Linked DNA regions of Homo sapiens: region 2 is linked to region 1. A link is an interaction called in ENCODE POLR2A ChIA-PET data of the cell type or tissue named here. Cell type or tissue: IMR-90. All regions are shown on one strand.

What was found. Peaks named below come from ENCODE experiments on the same cell type or tissue, not always from the same donor. Only the 100,000 strongest peaks of a DNase experiment are listed, where the experiment ranks them.
Region 2: POLR2A ChIA-PET joins it to region 1 with 6 read pairs; 6 of 35 experiments call an interaction of 5 or more read pairs at or near these places.

The regions. Positions count from the first base shown.
Region 1 is chr1:205,371,478-205,379,477 of GRCh38, forward strand. It overlaps LEMD1-AS1 (LEMD1 antisense RNA 1), which reads left to right and starts at 1,775. Exons shown (of 4, transcript NR_038425.1): 1 at 1,775-1,957; 2 at 7,577-7,848. It overlaps LOC105371698 (a long non-coding RNA gene), which reads right to left and starts at 7,173. Exons shown (of 3, transcript XR_922462.2): 1 at 6,955-7,173; 2 at 6,804-6,832; 3 at 5,433-5,683. RefSeq lists silencers at 904-1,198, 4,744-5,038. In IMR-90, a CTCF peak has its summit at 4,922; DNase peaks (open chromatin) are centred at 1,064, 2,894, 3,424 and 4,924; H3K27me3 peaks cover 1,518 bases.
Region 2 is chr1:205,465,908-205,473,907 of GRCh38, forward strand. It overlaps LEMD1-DT (LEMD1 divergent transcript), which reads left to right. Exons shown (of 3, transcript NR_148934.1): 3 at 714-3,117. Among named protein-coding and RNA genes, the nearest start is that of TRK-TTT8-1, 4.2 kb to the right of the region's middle. In IMR-90, no CTCF peak of the experiment used is centred here; no DNase peak of the experiment used is centred here; H3K27me3 peaks cover 2,724 bases.

The sequences.
Region 1 (8,000 bases):
GGAGGCTGAGGCAGGCGGATCACCTGAGGTCGGGAGTTTGAGACCAGCCTGGCCAACATGGAGAAACCCCATCTCTATTAAAAATACAAAATTAGCCGGGCATGGTGGTGCATGCCTGTAATCCCAGCTACTCAGGAGGCTGAGGCAGGAGAATCACTTGAACCTGGGAAGCGGAGGTTGCGGTGAGCCGAGATCACACCATTGCACTCCAGCCTGGGCAACAAGAGGGAAACTCCGTCTCAAAAAAATAGTGGTAAAATATACATAACAAAATTTACCATTGTAACCATTTTTAAGGGTACAGTTCAGTGGCACTAAGCACATACATGCTGCTGTGCAGCCATCACCACCATCCATCTTAGAACTTTTTTCATTCTCCAAAATGGATATTCTGTACCCATTAAACAGTAACTCCCCATTCCCCACAGTCTCCAGCTCCGGCAACACCATTCTGCTTTCTATCTCTGTGAATCCGACTACTCCAGGTAGCTCATGTAAATGGAATCATACAGTATTTGTCCTTTTCTGACTGGCTTATTTCACTTAACGTAATGTCTTTAAGCTTCCCCATTGCATAGTTTCTGGCTCAGATCATTCTAGTGCTCATTTTACAGATGAGGAAGCTGAGGCCCCACGGGAGCCTGCCAGGGCAGAGGTAGAATTGGATCCTGGATCTTCTGCTTAGGACACTCTCCCTAACGTTGCCCCGTTGAGGTAAACTGAGGAATGGAGAGACCGATATGGCAGAACAGGAGGATATTTATTTTAAGATATGCACCGGCTCAGTGGATTCACATCCAAAAAGCTGAGCATTGAACAAAGACAGAGCGGGGTTTTTATAAGCGGGCTTACAAAAGCAAAACAAAGGCAGTTAACCATATAGTGCATAACTTGTGGCCTTGCATAGCTGGTGGCCTTGTAGCTGAGACAAAAGAAAAACAAGAACTAGCTAAATACAGACATTTGTAAAACATAGTTATGCTTAAGAAGCCAGGGAAAGGAGTAACAGTAAAGGAATTTGTCTTTCTTTTTTTTCCTTTCAACCTTGCTCTGGAGGAAGGAGTGGGTGTCTGGAGCCCATTCCTTTGGCCTTGGCTTTTCGGACAGCCTTATCTTATAACTGTCCTTGAAGTGAGCTGCTAAGCAGAGGAAAACTTGCTTCTTTTCTTTTTAACCCTTGCCTTGCCTGTTACTTTTCTCGGAGTGAATTAATGCATATTTATTTTTAAATTTCTGCCTCAGCCCTTCTTAGACCAGATCTCACCTTTCTTTTCTAGTAATGCAAGTGAGAGCAACATGTTCTTCACAGCAGCAAAGCCATCCCTGTTCATACAGGTTGTGGAGTTACCCTTCTCTCTGCCAATTTGAAGGGTTGCCCAACATTAATCTGGGAAGGGAAAAAGGCTGCCTCCTAATCAGAACAGTAATGAACATTAATAATCCATTCTCCTTCAAGAGACAAATTTAAAAAAACCCAGTAGCAATAAACTAAAAAAAAAAAAAAAAAAAAAAAAAAAAAAGGACAAACTCATCCTTTCCCCTCCACATATTTTTAGCTAACTCTTGAACCCAAGGAGGATTTTACCAATGGCTCTCCAGGAATTAGAGTTGTCACACCAGTCTCCTGTTGCCAGGAAATGAGGAGAGCTGTCCTCATCCACATCTGCAGTACCTAGAATAGCCCCCTCTGGCTCTCCAGAGATTGATTCATTAGGCAGGGTTGTGTTTAGGTGACGCCCACAAACGAGAACATTCATAGCAGCCATCATTTCTCAGTGAATGCGGTCCTGTAAATGCTGGCGATCTTGTAGCAGTGCTGATTAGCGAGTTGCTCCAACACCTCCTCATAATTTTTTCCTGCTCATCACTCACCTGCTTTGTCAAAATGAACAAGAAGGAAGCATGATTGAGCTGTGCACCGAGGCGGCAAGGAAGCCCTGGATGACCCTCTTAACAGGTTCATTTCTTCTTGAGCAAGCTTGTTAAAAGTTAGCATTGCTTAACACAGGCTAATTGGCTTCCCTTTCATTTTCTTCCATCCAAGTTTCTATCGGGAATCTTCCTCAGAATAAAATGCCAAGTTGGTTAGGCACTTTCTTATTTTAGTCTTGAGATTACGTTCTTGCTTCAGGAAAGAGTCAAGTTTAATTTTACTTCCAAATCAGCCCCTTCTTGTTACTCTAATCAACAAGACTTTTCTTGGCTGGGAGGTAGGGGTAGGGGAGGAAAGGAAGGGAGGAAAAAAAGCAAGAAAAACAACCTCCTAAACATCAACAATCATTTTTCTTGCATGTAAGATTATCAACTACTATAGATATAAACATTGTGGTCTAGCACTTCTTTATTTATGACTGTGGCAATGAAAATAACTTGGTACTTAACCAATTATTTTTAAGAGGTGGTAGCACAGTATTTCTTTGAATGTCGAAGAACAGAAATAGAGCCTTTAAGAATTTCTTCCATCTGCCACCCTGAATATTGACTGGGTAGAGATTTAAACAGCATGCATGCAATAGAATTGGCCTCATCGCCCCATCTGTAGAACACAAGCCTGTGAAATCCAGTGTGTCTGTGTGACATGCAATTAGCTCAATCCTGTTTCTCCAGCCAGGGCTCCACTTCATTGTTTGGCCATGGGATGGAGAACACCTTTGCTGGGTGGCAGGATTGACCCTGCTGTAAATAGTGACATTTATAGGAATGAGGACTTTGGATGCCGTGGGAATGACAGTGTGTTAGAAGGCTAAACACTGCATAATGAGGTTGATTGGGAATGCCTTTCAACAGCAGTTTGCTCATTTTAGGGACTTCTCATCACAGGGATAAACAGGAAGCAAAATCTGGGGTATTGGTTTTGTGGTTTCAAATGTCTATTTGAGTTGGAAACTGCTCAAAATGGAAATGGGCTCTTTCTGGAGGTAGCACAGACATCACTTCGAGAGGAGATCCAGAGATGATTAAGATACAGTCCTCGACACAAGGAGCTCCAAGATTTGTAGGGGAGGCAGACGAGTCATTGAAATTGAAAAAATAAAACACCTCGCTGGCAAGGAGTTTGCTCTTGACAAGAAGAAATCAGTCTCTAGACTAATTCTCTTCCTATTGCTGAGACTAGAGCCCTGCCTTGGAATTTGATTTGGCCCAAGGTCAAGAAAATCTCAAGATCATGGGTCCTTGTATAGCTGGGATAGGGGTGGGTCAATGACTCTGCTGTTGGAGAAGGCACTGAGGTAAGGCCGGTTTTTTACGTACCAGGTCCCCAGCTGTGCTCTAGAAACTGCAGAAACAGAACAAAGCATAAGATTTGAAAACAAACAAATACACTCTGCACGTTGGAAGCAGGAGAAATCTTGGCATAGTATGCTGTTGTGGAGTGAGGGAGATTTTTCTCTTTCTTTATATAGATTCAGGCAGGATTGTGTCTGAGACCAGCACTACGTCTGAATCATTGTGAGTCACTGGGAGGGAGGTATAACTGTGCCCTGTAAGCGGGTCTCAGGGTGGAGAATCACTCTGAAGGATTAAAGGTGGGGCCCTTGGAAAACGATGAATCCTGAAGCAGAAAGCAAAGCTAGCCACTTCAATGCACTTTTAATGGGGTTAGCACTTTTCATTTTCCTAGGATTCTGGGAATGATTCATTTAGCGTTTGGTGTTAAGGTTCTTCCCTCCCCACATTTCAATTTCATATACATTTTCCCTTCCATCTAAAATGTCAGAAAAGCCTGTTACACAGCCTGTGTCACTGTATTGTGGAGAATGTAGGGACAGGGCAGCAGTGGGAGAATTGGCCTGGCCTGCATCAGCTCTCTGCGGAGGTCAGCTTGATGGCAGTGATCCTGGGATGTCAGTCAGCCTCCACTCCCTGGACCTATTTTCCCCAAATTACCAGGGAAAGGTGAGCCTTAAAAAGAAGATCATGAACTGGGTGCAGTGGCTCACACCTGTAATCCCAGCACTTTGGAAGGCCGAGGCAGGTGGATCACCTGAGGTCAAGAGTTCAAGACCAGCCAGGGCAACATGGAGAAACCATATCTCTACTAAAAATACAAAAATCAGCTGGGTGCGGTGGTGCGTTCCTGTAATCCCAGCTACTTGGGAGGCTGAGGCAGGAGAATCACTTGAACCTGGGAGGCGGAGGTTGCAGTGAGCTGAGATCGTGCCACTGCACTCCAGCCTGGGTGACAGAGTGAGACTCTGTTTCAAAAAAAAAAAAAAAAAAGAATCATAAAACACTTGGGTCACATCACAAATACTCAAAAAACAGGGCAAGTGCATTCTTAGAGTTTTCTAAGCAGAGAGGTTTTAACTGTTCCTCTTCACCCCCGATTCCCCTGTCCTATCTATTTGCACTGGGCAATTGCAGCCACAATTCTGTTCTCCCTGGGAGCCCCACAAAGCTATCTCAGCCACCAGCCAGCACCTCATTATTCCTTCTCTGCTGCTTTTGCTCCAGTAGCATTGCCCCATTCACTGCCCGTATCAAAGGCACCCACATTGGGCTGCCCACATCTGTTGCTGCCAATACACTGCAAACTGACCTGCCTCTCCCCTGTCCCAAGTCCCTCAAGGGATTCAGCACACAGCTCCTTGGTTTGGCCCCTCCTTAGAAGCCTGTCTCTCCAGCTCTCATTCAGGGGGCTGTGGCAACTGACACGGAAGACATTCAGGGAGGCAGACACTGTTAGTCCTTAGAAGAGTTACTTTTCTTATGCATTGGCTTCCATTAAAGTTCAAACTTTAACATAGACCATATTTTCCTTCCTATGGTCCCAAGACCCTCTATGATCTGAATCCCACCTTCTTTTCCAGCCGCATCTCTCCCCACCCGCTTCACTCTCTTGTGGCTTCCTAAACCTGCCATGCAGTCTCTCACACACTAGTCTTTGTAAATACTGCTCCCTCGCCTGGCAGACTTTTCCTTTAGCCTCGCCCACTTTTCCCTTATTTGGACTGAGTCCTACTCATCCTTCTGGCTTCAGCTGTGATACCACTTTTTCTAGGAAGCTACCCCTGTCTATTCCCAATATAGGAGAAGGTTGCTCTTTTGTGCTTCCAGGGTACCCTATGCCATCATCAAAAGGATGTCACTTAACACCGTACTATCTGTTGACTTTTCCATCTCTCCTGTCAGACTGTGTGTTCCTTAAGAGCAGGAACTATATCCTATACTGATTAAAAAAATTTTTTTTTAGAGACAGGGTCTTGCTCTGTCACCCAGGGGGAGTGCAGTGGCACAATAATAGCTCACTGCAGCCTCCTTGAAATCCTGGGCCCAAGTGATCCTCTGGGCTCAGCCTCCTGAGTAGCTAATTTTTCTTTTCTTCTTCTTCTTTATTTTTTTCGTAGAGACAGTCTTGCTATGTTGCTTAGGTTGGTCTTCAACTCCCAGCCTCAAGTGATCCTCCCACCTCTGCCTACCAAAGCGCTAGGATTACAGATGTGAGTCACTGTGCCTGGCTGGTTTTATTTGTCATTTTATTGCAAGGGAACAAGAGGTGCTAATCGACTGTTGAATAGATGGTGACACATTGCCTGGGACCAAACTTGTATGCCTTGAGTCTCTTCTTTTAAGACAAGTTTTTCTCCAAGAGGGAACACGTCCCCACTGCACTTAGGTTCCTGATAGGCTTAACTCATTGGTCCTCTGGCCTGAGTTTTAGAGACTCCTCCTATATATGGATCTATTAGAGATAGGAAAAAAACAAAAGTGTTTTTTCATTTATTTGTTTGTTTTGGGGTTTTTTGTTGTTGTTGTTTTGTTTTTTTGAGACAGGGTCTCACTTTGTCACCCAGGCTGGAGTGTAGTATCGAAACCATGGCTCACTATATCCTCGACCTCCAGGGTTCAACGATCCTCCCACCTCAGTCACCCAAGTAGCTGAGGCTACAGGCATGCACCACCATACATGGATAATTTTTGTATTTTTTGTAGAGACAGGGTTTTGCTATGTTGCTTAGGCTGGTCTCAAACTCCTCAGCTCAAGCGATCTGCCCGCCTCAGCCTCCCAGAGTGTTGGGATTATAGGTGTAAGCCACCATGCCTGGCCAACCAAAGTGTTTTTTTCTACTCCCACCCACCACAACAGTTCTGACACCAGATGTGTGGGTTTTTTCCCCACACACCAAGCAATTCTGGCACCAAATTCTCCATCAGACACCAACTGGATGCCCTATAATTTAATTCAATTCCAACACTGTCTGCCTAGGCACAGCATCAGATCCCACAGGTTCGGGGCTCAGTCTCAGAAGACTGCCCCCCACTTCCAATGCCAGTTAAGAACCCTACATTGTGACCTGTGCTTCTGAACAACCGACTATAAATCAAGGTTCCTAGGACCCTCTCCTTGGGTTAGATTAATTTCCCAGGGTGGTTCACAAAACTAAGGGAAACACTTCCCTTACATGTATTGGTTTAATAATAAAGGGTGCAGATGAGCATTCAGATGGAAGAGATGCACAGGGTGAAGCATGTGGGAAGGGGCACGGAGCTCCGCGCTGTTTCTAGCACTCCACCCTCCAGGCATCTCCACAGGTTCAGCTACCCAGAACCTGCTTCTGAACCCACTCCTTCTGGGTTTTTATAGCGGCTTCATTATGGAGGCAAGATTGATTAAATCACTGGCCATTGATGATTGACTTAACCTTCAGTTCATCTCCCTTTCCTGGAGTTTGGGGGGATGGGACTGAAAGTTCTAACCCTAGAATCCTGCCTTGATCTTTCTGGTGACCTGTCCCCATCCTGAAGCTATCTAGTGGCCGCCAGCCACCAGTCATGTCAAATAGCATAAAAAAGACACTTACCATTCAGGAGATTCCAACAGTTTTAGGAACTGTGTGCCAGGAACCGGGGCAGAGACAAAATATAAATTTTTTATTATATCACTATATCACAGCATCTGATAGGGATGGGCCACCACAATGCTTCCCAAACTTTAATTTGGGTAGGAATCACCTGGGATCCTGTTGAAATGCAGATTCTGGCTCAGTAGTTGGGACGGAGCCTGAGATGCTGATACTGCTGGTTGGGAACTCACACCTTGAATGGTCAGACACAAAAGTAATTGTCTGTGCAGTCTCTTTAAACTGATTCCAGAATTCTAACATAAAAGAACTGGGAAAAGTTGAAAATAATGGAGGAAACTTTCTAGAAGTTTTATTTTTTATCATGTTTGGTTTTATTAAGAACGGAAGTATTGGTGGAGCGCAGTGGCTCACGCCTGTAAACCCAGCACTTTGGGAGGATCACATGAGCCCAGGAGTTCGGAACCAGCCTGGGCAACACGGTGAAACCCCATCTCTATAAAAAATACAAAAAAAATTAGCCAGATATGGTGGCACATGCCTGTAGTCCCAGCTACTCGGGAGGCTGAGGTGGGAGGTTCACTTGAGCCCGGGAGGTGGAGGTTGCGGTGATCCACCACACTCCAGCCTGGGTAATAGAGTGAGACCCTGTCTCAAAACAAACAAACCAAACAACACAACAGAAGTTTTCTTTTTTAAGTGCATGTGGCCACCACTGTAGGTTGGCTCTGCTTACTCCTATGACCAATCCTCTTCTCCCTCTTCTAACACAGAGGCTGCCAAGGCTCCAGCGCCCACTTTCTCAGCCTCCCTTGCTGCTCAGGATGAAATATGTAGAGCTGGAGAAGAGACATGGTTAGTCCTTACGTCCTGCCTTAAATGATGATGTGATGGCCATTATCTGGATCCTTCATGGAATTTCGGCAGTTCCAACGTGTCAGGCCAGTGTCTGGGATTCTCTCAGCCTTTCGCTTTTTCCCCTGGGAGTCGGACAGCTGCTGCAGCTCAGTCAGACCAAACCTCTCTGAATACCACCAAGAATCGGGTCAGTTTCGCATCTCCTTGATCATAATTTTTTCTGCAGCTGGTTTGTTTGAATCAGAATTATATTACATTTTTGGTCATTTTAAACAATATTGGACATCTTAAACTCTAGACTTTTTTTTGTTTTTGAGACGGAGTTTCAAAAAACTCAGG
Region 2 (8,000 bases), 94 kb after region 1:
TACTGCAAAAAGCAAATGCGAAGACAATCAGTTGGCATTTTAATAATGCCGAATTAATTCAATTTAAAGATTGTTCCTTAGTCTGACATTTTGTCCATTCTCTCTCTCTCTCTCTCCCCACCACCCTTAGTGTTGTTAGAATGTCCTTTATCTCTCTTTCTCTTTTTTTTTTTTTTTTTTTTGAGATAGGGTCTCACTCTGTCACTCAGGCTGGAGTGCAGTGGCACGATCTTGGCTCACTGCAGCCTTGGGCTCAGGTGATTCACCCACCTCAGCCTCCTGAATAGCTGGGTCTACAGGCATGTGCCACCGTGCCCAGCTAATTATTTGCATTTTTAGTAGAGATGGGGTTTTGCCATGTTGCCCAGGCTGGTCTTGAACCCCTGGCCTCAAGTGATCTGCCTGCCTTGGCCTCCCAAAGTGCTGGGATTACATGTGTGAGCCACTGTACCCAGCCTAGAATGTCCTTTATCTTAAGAAATGATTATTGTATTTTTTCCTTACTTGGAAAGAAAGCTAGCTATACAACATCCACCCCCTGCATTACAAAACTGCCTTAAACAGCCTAGGTAGGCTGCCCCTCCTTATTTCTGGCAAAGGGCTGGCCCCAGAATGTGTGTATTAGAGGGGCTAAAGTTGGTGCTTTGGTTGGGAAGAGGAAGTCGAGGAATTGTCTAAAAGCTAGTTACATAACTATTAACCTTTTTTTGAAGGAATTAATGGAGAATTCAGAGAAATCAGAGCTTCTACCCCACCACCCTCTGTCATTGCACTGCCCTGGCACATGGGCACAACGTCTTCTGAGAAGGGACACAAACTGCTCAGACATGCGGCATCCTCCCTGTAGTCCTCCTTTCCTGGCCAGTTGGAGAACGATCTCTGCCTTTCAGTTCTGAACAGCTTCCAGCATGCCCCATAGGGAACATTTTGGATTTGAATGAAGAGCATAAAAATGTGGTCAGCATATTGGCCTTGGTATTTGATTTTCTTTTTTCCATGCAACCGGCCCCAGGAGGTGACTGACAAGTTGGGCCAAGTGCACTGAAAGCCCTGTCTCGGCTGGCCCATAACTCCTGAGCTACACAGACCCCTAAGGACCCCGTGAGCCAGCAGAGAGCCATAAATCCAGCAAGCTGGAGGCTGGGAGCTCACTGATTGCACTGGGGAAAAGCAGCCTGATCTGATTGCTATGTGAGCTGGAGAGAGAAAAGGTGGTAACTGGAGTGCTGGAAATACAACGACTTTGGAACAAAATGAAGCAACAGAGGAATGGCAGGAGGGACTGTGGTTTTCTCATCTGTACAACAAAGGGGCTGGATTGGACTGCCTCTGAAGCCCTTTCATCACAGAAATTCTGTGTTTCTCTTTGTAACTAAGGTCAAACAGATGTGGGAGGGTGTCAGGATGGGAAAGCAAGATCGGGGGACCCAGAGAAGCCAGAAGAGGCAACGAGGAGGCCAACATATTTACTGCCCAATTACTATCACATTTTTTGGTGTGTGTGTGAGACAGGGTCTCACTCTGTCTCCCAGACTGGAGTGAAGTGGTGTGATCTCGGCTCACTGCAAACTCCGCCTCCCAGGTTCAAGCGATGCTCATACCTCAGCCTCCTGAGTAGCTGGGATTACAGGCACATGCCACCACACCTGGCTATTTTTTTATTTTTAGTAGAGATGGGGTTTCACCATGTTGGCCAGGCCGGTCTCGAACTCCTGGCCTTAAGCCACTCACCTGCTCAGCCTCCCAAAGTGCTGGGATTACAGGTGTGAGCCACTGCACCCGGCCAACTATCACATTTAATTCTCAGAATAACAAGTGAGATAGATATAGTTATCGCTATTTTACAGAGAACACTGAAGTACAGAGGCTACATTAATATCTCAAGGTCACAAGGCTCCGTGCTCAGGCTGGGATTCCAACCCAGGCAGTCTGACCCAGAGCCTGCACGCTTGGTCATGAAGCCCTCTCGCCTGAGTATGCAATGTGACCAGGAAAACCCTGGAGGAAACATGTACACAACTTGTGTTTCCTTACTTTTAAGGGTAAGAGTGGAAAACAGATAGTCCCCATGGAGTAGATTGTCCAAAATACACATCTGTCTTCTGGGAAAGAGGAGTGTGTGTGTGTGTGTGTGTGTGTGTGTGTGTGTCCATAGGGGATGTAACAGACAGAACCAAGAAGCATGTAGGTGAAAATATTTAATAGGGATGAATGTAAATTCCTGTACCTGGGCACAGAATCCCCATTATATAAAAATAGAATAGAGAGTTAGGATCAGAAAGCATCAATTTAGGGGCTTCACCTGACAGTAAGCTCAGGTTGAACACCAGTGTGGTGAGGCTTCCAGAAAAGCCCACCACAGGGCTGCATCAACAGAAGGGAAGTGTCCCACACCAGGACAGAACCCTTAGACCATTCGCGCTAGGTTGAGTTCCAGGCCCCTTGCTATAAGAGGGACAGAGCCAGGCCGGAGAGGATAAAGAGGAGAGCAACAGGGATAGTGATGGACATCTGAGGAAGAGGTAAAACACCAGTTGAAAGAACCAGGCCAGACATGGTGGCTCATGCCTGTAATCCCAGCACTCTGGGAGGCCAAGGCAGGTGGATCACCTGAGGTCAGGAGTTTGAGACCAGCCTGGCTAACATGGTGAAATCCCGTCTCTACTGAAAATACAAAAATTAGTCAGGTGCAGTGGTGGGCACCTGTAATCCCAGCTACTTGGAAGGCTGAGGCAGGAGAATTGCTTGAACCCAGGAGACAGAGGTTGCAGTGAGCCAAGATTGTGCCACTGCACTCCAGCGTGGGCAACGGAGAGACTCTGTCATAAAAAAAAAGAAAAGAAAAAGAAAGAACCAGGTGACATTGTGCAAGTTACACCATACATCACAACGTCAGTTTTCCTATCTGCAAAAGGGGTTTATTAGTAGGGACGGCATAGAGATTAAATGAGGTAATGCATGTAAAGTGCTTAGCTGGGGGCTGGACATAATAAACGTTAGCTGCACCAGCCGTTATTAAACCCTGAGCATGCTCACCTCAGACAAGGGGTGCATCAGGGACCTGGCTGGAGGATCAAGCACAGGGATCTCCATGGCATGGGTCCAGAGTCACAGCTCTGCATGTAGCTTAGTGAAGCCAAAGGCCCCACAAGTTGTTCCTCATCCTCTGACATAAGTTCTATTAAACCTCAGCAGCTCATTCTTCTTGGTGGTAGTGAGTTCTCTTAGTGATCAAAGCACAAAGGTGTCTGGCTAGCACTGTTCCCTCCTTTTGGGCAGGCTAGTTGGGTGGGCAGGGAGTGCAGGGGCCATGGGACCAGCAGGGCCCCCAGTGACTGCCAAGGTCCAAGGCACCTCCTGCTGGCTCATTCAGCCCCCTCCTGTTCTGGTCCTTCCCCTTCCCCAGCCCACAGCCCCATCTTGTCCTCCTCCACCCTCCTTGCTCTCTTGCTGGGAGCAGGGACAGCAATGCTAGTCTCCCCTTTGACGCTTTTCCTGAACATTGGCTGAGCATCAGTTTCCTACACTGGCAGAAGCGAGACACACAGTAGGCTTTCAAGGACAGAGAGGAGGAGGACTGAATGCTTAGAAGACAGCAAAGTACATCACAGGCTGTTGGGTTGGAAAGCACCTGCAGGATCACCTAGTTTAATCCTTAGACTTGGTGGTTTTCTAACTGTACTGAGCATAGAATTATTTGCGGTAGATTGTTTAAATGCAGATTCCCGGGCCCTACGTACTGAAATACAGTCTCTTGGGTGGATTCCCAGGAATTTCATTTGTAACCAGCTCCAGCAGGTGATAGCCCATGCAGGTGGTCTGGGTGGACATTTTGAGGAACACTGCCCTTATTCCTGACTCCTCTCCATATTTCTACTACATTCCTGCCACATAGCCATGAGAAAACTCACAGAAAAGAGTTCACAGAACGCCTCTGCTCTCAACTCATTCACAGTCTAGCTGGAGACAGAGGACAGCCACAGGAGCAGTTAGTGCTCAGGTCTTGACCGAGGGCCTGCCATGGGAGTTCAGAGGCAGGCTGGCCCAACTCAAGGCTCCGGGAGGAGACAAGGTTTGAGCAGGGCCAGGACAACCGGATATGGTTTTCTTCCCTAGTCAGCTAAGATCTGTTCTTAGTGGAGGTGCTCAATTAGCCAAGCTCATGAATTCTGCATGTCTGACTGACTTTCATCCACCTCCCTCTCCTCCCTTCAGATGGAGCCCTCTGCTCTCTGGGATGTAATTACGATATCTGGCCTGTTTTAATGAAGGCAAAAATATTCAGTATTTGTATGCGACTTCTCCCATGTTGGAGAGGGTGGGAGGGGGCAGGGCAGGGAGGCGGAGCCTTGGGAGAATGAGAGACTAATAACCGCACCTTTGCACTACCATCTAGCATCTCAGTTCACAAAGTCCATTCGCAAGTATTTTCTCATGGAATCTATGGCCCTACCACGGTGGCCAAGTGTTTTAGAACCATTTGTGCCAGCAAGGTGTGTCTGCATGGTGTTTTAAATGATGTTGACATTATGTCAGCTCAAGTAAATCAATATTTCCATGTCAACCAACTCATTTAGCTGAGAGTTCACATACCAGGATATCAGTTAACTTACATCAAAAATGTTTCATTAGGAAGTCAGTTTTTATTTCTCTTATTGTTCATGGTGATGTTCACTGACCTATTCCTAGCATGTTACACTAACCTTGAACTGTTGATTGGAATAAGCACAATTGTTTTACAAACCACTAGAAAAATAAAGAGTTTTATTAGTTACTATACAACCATTGGTTGTAAACTATGTGCCAATTTCAAAGATACTAAAATTTGAAAAATAATGCATGTTTAAATCTGTAAAATGGGCCAGGCACACTGGCTCATGCCTGTAATCCCAGCACTTTGGGAGGCCGAGGCAAGCAGATCACTTCAGGTCAGGAGTTCAAGACCAGAATGGCCAACATGGAGAATCCCCGCCTCTGCTAAAAATACAAAAATTAGCCAGGTGTGGTAGCAGTGCCTGTAATCCCAGCTACTCGGGAGGCTGAGGCAGGAGAATCACTTGAACCTGGGAGGTGGAGGTTGCAGTAAGCCAAGATCACACCACTGTACTCCAGGCTGGGCGACAGAGCAAGACTCTATCTAAAAAAGAATAAATAAATAAAAATAAATAAATAAATCAGGAAAATGGTCTAGGTGACAATGGACACAACAATAAACATTAGTCCACCTGACTTTGGCACATGAATTTTTTTTTTTTGAGACGGAGTCTCTGTCGCCCAGGCTGGAGTGCAGTGGCGCGATCTCGGCTCACTGCAAGTTCCGCCTTCCGGGTTCACGCCATTCTCCTGCCTCAGCCTCCCGAGTAGCTGGGACTACAGGCACCCACCACCATGCCTGGCTAATTTTTTGTATTTTTAGTAGAGATGGGGCTTCACCATGTTAGCCAGGATGGTCTTGATCTCCTGACCTTGTGATCCTCCCACCTCAGCCTCCCAAAGTGCTGGGATTACAGGTGTGAGCCACCACACCCAGCTGGCACATGAATTTTTTTACTCAACATTGATCCCAAATTCAATAGCAAATGGGAGAGGTACAGAAGGAGAGAGGTGAGAGGCAGTTTCCAACTTATCAAGCTAGAAGATCATAGACCATTCTTCTTATGCTCTAAAAGAGCATAGAGACTTAAAATTTTACAGTTCCATTTCATAGGTGAAATTATCAGTGCTCCAAGACATACATGGCTGCTCAAGGCCACACAGGTAGGAGTGGCATGGAACTCAACACTAGGGCTTCTGCTTCAAAATTCAGTGACCTGAACAACTCAAATTCCATCAACTGATGGGTGAATGGATAAACAAAATATGGTATAACCACATGGTAGAATATTATTCAGCCAGAAAAAGGAGTGAAATAGTGATACATGCTACAACATGGCGAACCTTGAAAACATTCTGCTAAGTGTAAGAAGTCAGACACAAAAAGCACATGTTTATTTATATGAAATATCTAGAATAGGCAAGTCCACTGACAAGAAAACAGCCGAGTGGTTGCCAGGGGCTGAGAGGAGGGGCAATAGGAGTGACTGCTCATGGGAATGGGGTTTCCTTTTGGGGGGATGAAATGTGCTGGAACTAGATGGTGGTGATGACACACATCCAATGTACTGAGTGTCACTAGTGGCCGGGCACGGTGGCTCATGCCTGTAATCCCAGCACTTTGGGAGGCTGATGTGGGTGGATCACGAGATCAGGAGTTCAAGACCAGCCTGGCTGATATGGTGAAACCCAGTCTCTACTAAAAATACAAAAACTAGCCAGAAGTGGTGCACGCCTGTAATTCCAGCTACTCGGGAAGCTGAGACAGGAGAATTGCTTGAACCTGGGAGGTGGAGGTTGCAGTGAACCGAGATCATGCCACTGGACTCTAGACTGGGCGACAGAGTGAGACTCCGTCTCAAAAAAATAAATAAAAAATAAATGTCACTAGTGGTAAATTTTATGTTCTGTGTATTTTACTACGATTGAAAGAAAGGAAGGAAGGAAGGAAAGAGGGAGGGAGGGAAGGAAGGAAGGAGAAAGCAAGAAAGAGGAAGGAAGGCAGGAAGGAAGGAAGGAAAGAAGGAAGGAAGAAGGAAGGAAGGCAGGCAGGAAGGAAGGAAAGAAGGAAGGAAGGAAGTCAGGGAAAATCGAATATTCCATGTTCCCTCCTCCCTGGTACTGTGCAGCCCTGGTCTGCAGGCTGGCACAGCAAGTGCCTACCATGCAGGGGGCGCTGAATAAATTGTTGATAGAATCGGGGGTCGCCGCTGTTTTAGAGAATTTAGGAAATCCCCAGAGAAAAGACAGCGCTTTGCTCTGGAGGTCACAGTCAGGAGGCTGGGGGTGGAGGTGGGCAGAGAGAAAAAGAAGTGAGAAAAGAGAGCTGTGGAGGGACAGGCAAATGGGAGAAACAGGGAAAAAGAAAAGAAAGAAGAGAGAAAAGTGGGGAAGGGGAAAGGGTCTTTTCTCCAGAGAAAGCAGGGCAGGAAGGAGAGAAGAGCGTGGGCTGAGGTGAGTGGAGGAAGGAGGGGCAGCGGGGAGAAGCTGGGGCAGCTGGAGAGCTAAGGTGCCAGAGGAGAGGGCACAGCGGGCACTTGGCAAGCCCACTCCCCACCCTCCACCCGGGTTGTGCCCCTCCTCCTCCCACAGGAAGATGAGCAGAGCTGGCCTGAGATCATCTGTCTTCATTACACCGTCCCCACCAGCCCTGTCACTTCTTGCCAGAAAACTCATCAATATTCCCCTGAGACTTGCCAGCCCCAGCCCCTTTCCTCCCCTGCCCCCACCCCAGCCCCCCACCATCCTCCAAGGCCATGTGCCTGGACCATCTGATGAGCACACCCGAGTCCTCCGCTCCAGGGTCCCTGCTCTTCTCTCTCTCCTCGGCAGATCCAACCAGGGCCCTCCCTCCTGGCCGCAGGGTCCGTGCTAGGGAGGAAATGGACGCATTCCCTGGAGCTGGGGAGAAGCCTTCCTGGAAGCCAGCCGGGCTGAGAGGAGCTATCTCAGTGTGTCAGCCCCATGGGGAAGACATCCTTGACCCCTGTGTTTGAAATTTCAAAGCACCCCCCAGCACTTGGTATCCCTTGCATGTACTTCATTTTTCTCTAGTCTAAACCCTTGACCGTTGTCTAGTATGGGCTCTGTATATATAACCTATAGTGCATATTTACGTTGTTTATTCATCTCCTCCTTGTAGAATACTCTGGGAGGGCAGGGCTTATGTCAGATGCGTTCACTGCTGCATACCCACGCCTAGGACAGTGCTGGGAACATAAGTGGAATGAATGAGTGTTGCAGTGTTGGGTTTGGATGCCCAGCAGCAAAGTGTTGGCACCTTCTGGGTGCCTAACAGCCTCACTAAAGATTGGGATAGGGAAGTTTCAGTACTGAAATCCAATGGCTTCAATACCAAGAAACAAAAGCAGAAGCCAGATTTAAAAATTCCTCTGATTCTCACCCAT